Regions from separate parts of the Homo sapiens genome. Here region 1 is linked to region 2. The links are chromatin contacts, found by Hi-C or POLR2A ChIA-PET in ENCODE. All regions are on one chromosome and are shown on one strand. Each heading gives the region's core, a stretch centred on a gene start or an enhancer-like site at or near the end of the contact. The rest is flanking DNA. Distances are from core to core; before and after follow the strand shown.

Region 1 (2,700 bases), core at 85-2,584, 3.2 Mb before region 2:
CTGTGCCACTGCACGTAAGCCGGGACAATAGGACAAGATCCTGTCTCAAAAAAAAAAAAAACAAAGAAAGAAGGAAGGAAGGAAACATAATTTAAAAAATCAAGTCCAAAAAAAAGCAAGCAAGAAGTAAAAAAAAAAAGCTCAGCACTGTCACAAGAAATATATGGCAAGAAAAGCTGGCAATTTCTATATACCTGTGAAACCCAAATTGTCACTTGCCTTAAGGATCAAATGTATCAATGGTGTGAGCCCAAAACTCTGTTGCAACTTCTTCACTTTCCCCAGATCTTCAATGGCAGCTTTGTTAAACTCAACAAGGCTTCAGTTAACACGCTGAGGATTGTGGAACCATATATCACATGGAGTACCTGAACCTGAAATCAGTAAATGAACTGATCTACAAATTGGTTATGGCAAAATCAATAAACAAATTACCTTAACAGATAACGCTTTGATTGCTAGATTTCCTGATAAATATGGCATCATCTGACTGGAGAATCTGATTCATGAGATCTATGCTGTTGAAAAACTCAAGTTCCTGTGATCCTTCAAATTATCTTCTCCACGAGGGAGAATGAAGGACTACCTATTTTGTATTAATAAAAGGTATAAATGCCAGCAACAGAAAAGACTATATCAACAGGCTTATTAAACGGATAAACTGAAGCATCTAACATTATTTTTGTAATCTGGTCAGTTAATAGCCAGTCACTACTTTCAAACTGGAAAAAACAAAAACCAAAACAAAAATGTGACTGACTCCTTCAAGACCAAAATACACCACTTTTTGCCTAGACGGCACTTTGAAATAGAGGGCAATACCATCATATTTCACGCTTGCCTTTCTACTTTTTAATACAGGTGAACTTTTTCTCCTTAATAGGAAAGAACACCAAGTAAAGAACAAATAGCAGTTATGGAAAATAGTTGCAAAAACTGCAGGGGGCTACAGAACAAAGGACTGAGTGTAGGCAGAGAGATAGAGATCCCCGAGGTGTGGGGCAGAGCCCACGCATCTGAATTCCAAGAACAGGCGCTTTCTGACAGAGAATACCAGGAAATGACTTCACATTTTTCCAGACTATCAACATACTTCATTCTTCCCAGTAGGAGAACCCAGGGCCTGTTCCACGCCCACAGACTTTGGTCAGGCAAAGCGGCCGCAGGGCGTCTGGGCTAAACGCAACCAGGAACACATTGGCAAACTTTTGCGCCTGCGCCCACCGGGCGTGCACCTGTAGGCTGAAGTCGCGCATGCGCTAGATGGGAACGTTGTTTCTTCTCCCCTACCCCTTTTCTGTGGGTCTGTTTTAGGGACAGACTGCTTCCGGGTCGAAGGGCTTGCTTCCGGAGAGCGGGAAGGCTAAAACGCGGTAGCTAAACTGCAGCCAACTTTGGTTGTGTGTGGAAAAGGCTTTAGCCATGGACAGGTCAGTACTGATGGTGGCAGCTGAGCCCGAAGTCTTGCCCGTCTCGCCTGTTGGCGAAACGAAATAGGTGAAACTAGACTCCCAGAAGAAGCCAAGGAGGTCCCGGGTGCTTCCCCTAAGGCTCCTTCCCCATGCCGGGAAATTTGGCCACAAATGGGGAAAAAGCCGCTTGGCGTGCGTCGGGGTGGGGTACAGATCATAATAGTCCCTTACTTTCCCACTACGTTCTGCGATCTATTCGGCGCTTTGGGGCAGCAACACTGTTCGCTCCTGGGGTGGGCGGGGTAGGTAGCGCGGCGTTCGAAATGCTAAGTGACCAGCCTGAGATCACAAAGCCAGTCAGTGAAGATACTGGGATCTCAGCCCAGACTTTCTGATTACAAGTGCCAGCATCAGATTCTGAGTTCCCTCTATGATCTGGGTACTGTGCTAGCCGCCTACAACAAAGATCAGTTATTCAAGATCCTTCCCCTCGGGGAATTAGTTGTGTAATGGAGACAACCAAGCAGTGTAAAGTGGTAAGTGTTTGGGGGCGATTAAGTCTCCTTGTCACTGTAACTATCAGGAAGACCCCTCAAAGAAGGTAACTTTCTAGCTGGTCTTTGAATAATAAGAGTACATTATTCGTACTCCAAACATTGAGTACCTACTATGTGACTGCCATTGTTCTAAAGGCGTTGAATATATATTATTAGCTTATTTAATCTTCAGAACAAGAAAAATCCTATGAGATGGGTACTGTTATCCTTTTTTCATATATAACACTGAGACTAAAAGAGGTTAAGGAACTTGCTGAAAGTTCGGAAGCTAATAAATACAAGAACCAAATTGCCAACCTGCATCTGTGTGTCTCCAGCCTACCTGAGGCTCTTTGAGGAGTAAGTAGTTGTTGACCAGGTGCTCAAGGGGGCAAATGTAGGTCTTTGTAAAAGAAGCATATTCAGAGGTGCTAGGATATGAAAAAAAAGTACGTGTAGCTCAGTGGTCACATGCAGTATACGTTTAAAGTGATGTTTGTGGCTGAATAGAAGACTGAACCCCTAAACTGGGGTCACATTGTAAATATCATTTTAGGAAATTTTTACTTCTATAGACCAGAGAGCTATCTGAAGGTTTTTTTTTTTGTTTTTAATTTTAATTGTTAAACGTTTAAAATTGTTTCTATGTGGTTGTTTCCCATACTTTCCTGCTGAAGGAATATCTGAAGGTTTTAAGTGGAGGAAAAGCATATTAGATTCTTGTCTTAAACACAGGCCTTTTAGTCCGCACA
Region 2 (2,700 bases), core at 128-2,627:
ACCTATTAGGTTCCTGGTAGTCACATAACCGGCAACTCTCCTTTTCTGTCGTTCAGCTAGTTGCCACCTACCTCAACCAAACTCAAAAGCCTCTAACCCCTCTCCACTGTGTGAAGACGGAAGTACCTCAATGGACACAAGTGTTTTTGGTGAAAGGGACTTTTTATTCTGCCCCGGAGCTAGGGAAATCCCAGATCTGTGCCAGAGTTATCAAGGGGGTAGTATATAATCATTCTCTGCATTCTTTTACAGCACTGAGAACAAGTAAAATTCTTACCTTAGTATCTTTACAAATCATTTTACCACACATGTATTGTCGTATGAAATCCCTACAACCACTCCATGCAGGAGTAATTCCCAGTTTACATCCTGAAGCTCTGATAAATTTAGAAACCTGCTTTAAGTCACAGAGCTAATAAGTAATGTGTAGGTGCTATAAACTATGTGCCTTGGGCTCTGCAGCTATGAGGGCGTGGTATTATCACAGTTCCTATCGAAATACCTTGCTGGAGGTCATGTGTGAGTGGCAGTGACCAGACAAATAGAGAAACCTCATATACAGAGGGGAAAAGTCTCCATGTATAGTGCCTGGGATATCTCCATGTTAGTGCTGCTCTTTCTTGGATCTTCACCGCAACGCCACTATCTTGATTTTACTATAAGAAACTGAGGTTTCGAGTGCACTGGTGATTTGCCTACTGCCACAAAACCAGGCTAATGGGCTGGGCGCGGTGGCTCAAGCCTGTAATCCCAGCTCTCTGGGCAAAGGCTGAAGCGGACGGATCACCTGAAGTCAGGAGTTCGAGACCAGCCTGGGCAACATTGGCGAAATCTCGTCTCTAATAAAAATTTAAAAATTAGCTGGGCGTTTGACGCGCGCCTGTAATCCCAGCTACCCGGGAGGCTGAGGCTTGAGAATCGCTTGAACCGAGTGGCGGAGGCTGCAATGAGCCGAGATCGCGCCACTGCACTCCAGCCTGAGCGACAGAGCGAGACTCCTTTTCTACAACAACAACAAAAAACCAGGACAAATCTTGCTGGCTTCCAGTATGGTATTCGTTTCATCTCACCAAACTGGCGTGGCCTGCGCTAGCTTCAGAGTCTCGACAAACTCCAATACAAGTAAGGTACACATTATTTTAGCAGTCTTCCTTGGGGAGGACGTGGGGCAAGCACAAGCGTAGCGTTAGGCCTGAGACTCCACCCCAGCCGTCTCTGAGCCCAGTTCAGCACGCACGCGTCAGGCGGCTTTTTTCCGCCCGGCTCCTTTCCTCCACTCCCTTCCCGCCACTCCCCGCCCTTTTCCCGCCCGGATGTTATTCTAGTTTTGCCGGATGTTGTTGTATGTCCGAGAGACACGTGAGGTTCTGCTACGTCATTACCAGGCACGCGCAGGAAACATGGCGGCGGCGGGTGTTGTGAGCGGGAAGGTAGGTAACGGCCTCCAGGAAGACCTCGGCTTTTCTCTGGGACGGGGATGCTTTTGCTCCCTGGCAGCTGGTTGGGGGAGGGACACGAGGGACTTTCTGTGTCCGGACAACCCGTGGCGTCTGTAGGAGAAGACTGGGTGGTACCAGCTGGTTTCCCGAGAATGCCAGTTCAGCCGCGGAGTTATAGAGCCGGCTACTGCTCCAAGGCCAGCTAGGCCTCGGCGCTCTTCTGCCCCAGAGCAGAGAGGCTTTTATTCGTATTACCTTTACTAAGGGACAGGTGGCTCTCTAGTTCCTTTTTTCCCCCGATTCACTGTTTCTTGACTCTAGTTCTTTATGTCTACTCTTCTGACTCCAGCGTCTTTTCTCTCTTTGAAGCGTTAACCCGACTTGCCTCTGTCTTCTTTGCTACAGTTTGGTGAAGATGTTTATGCTTCCTTCGGGAGGAGCTGAATAGATGCTAGGCAGCTAGCTGTGCGCTTAGAAGAAACGAGTGTATTGGGTCTGTTTTTACCAAGCTGCTGAGTTGGTTGGTGGTTGTGAGCAGCAGGACGTGTTTCCTGAGAGAAATGGAGATTTACACCATCCTGTGCTTGTCTAGGAAGGCGTCCAAATATTTATTTCCTAGGCATTTCAGTAGGAGTATTGGTCATGCTGGTTTACGGAGGTGGTCAGTGACACGCCTAATTTCGTTGGAAACTAGAATTACGTGCGGAGATTTCGTCGAATAGTGCCTATTCGCGTTCCGAGGGCACATCTTATGCATAGTTAGGGCTATCAGCTTTATGATATGCCACCGATAGTATTTCCCAGTGCAGGAGTATTTCATAAACAGCTGGAATCAACTGAAGTGACTCATCGAACACTAATGGTTGTTTACTCATTGCAGATAGCGTCCTCTGTTCCTTGAGTTTCACTCATGTCTCCCTGTTGCTTTCCCTACCCCATTTTGAATTATTTGACAGCGTTTGTGGTTTGGTGTTTGGAGTATTAGACTAGGCGGCTGAATGACAAATATGGGCTTGGTTTTGCTGTTAATCTGAAGTATGACCTTGGAAAATTGGGCAATTGTGACTTTTGTCTTTTCGCGTTCTTTATCTGTAGAATGGAGGAGATGCCAATCATTATTTCTTGTATTGGAGTTGTTAGGGTTATATAAATTTTTTTTTAAAAAAACATAAAATTACACACTTGTACCTACTGGCTCTTTTAAAGGATAGGTGGGCATCCTTTTTTGGATTATTCGTGCTCCTTGGTTGTCTTGTCAGTT

What was found. Hi-C counts contacts between places; a loop is a spot of excess contacts on that map. ChIA-PET counts read pairs that join two places held with the same protein, here RNA polymerase II (POLR2A). Pooled maps may share reads with other maps.
Region 1: a pooled map shows a loop between it and region 2 (4-fold over the local background). The contact joins the promoter of NUP107 here to the promoter of TBC1D15 in region 2. A Hi-C loop is called at or near these places in 4 of 50 pooled maps. POLR2A ChIA-PET finds 5 or more read pairs at or near these places in 2 of 52 experiments (PC-3 and T-cell).

Annotation. Positions count from the first base shown.
Region 1 is chr12:68,685,644-68,688,343 of GRCh38, forward strand. It overlaps NUP107 (nucleoporin 107), which reads left to right and starts at 1,335. Exons shown (of 28, transcript NM_020401.4): 1 at 1,335-1,430. The coding sequence starts at 1,423. It overlaps LOC100507250 (a long non-coding RNA gene), which reads right to left and starts at 1,216. Exons shown (of 3, transcript NR_038930.1): 1 at 1,094-1,216; 2 at 220-374. It also overlaps the pseudogene RPL7P42.
Region 2 is chr12:71,838,382-71,841,081 of GRCh38, forward strand. It overlaps TBC1D15 (TBC1 domain family member 15), which reads left to right and starts at 1,378. Exons shown (of 17, transcript NM_001146213.3): 1 at 1,378-1,430. The coding sequence starts at 1,401.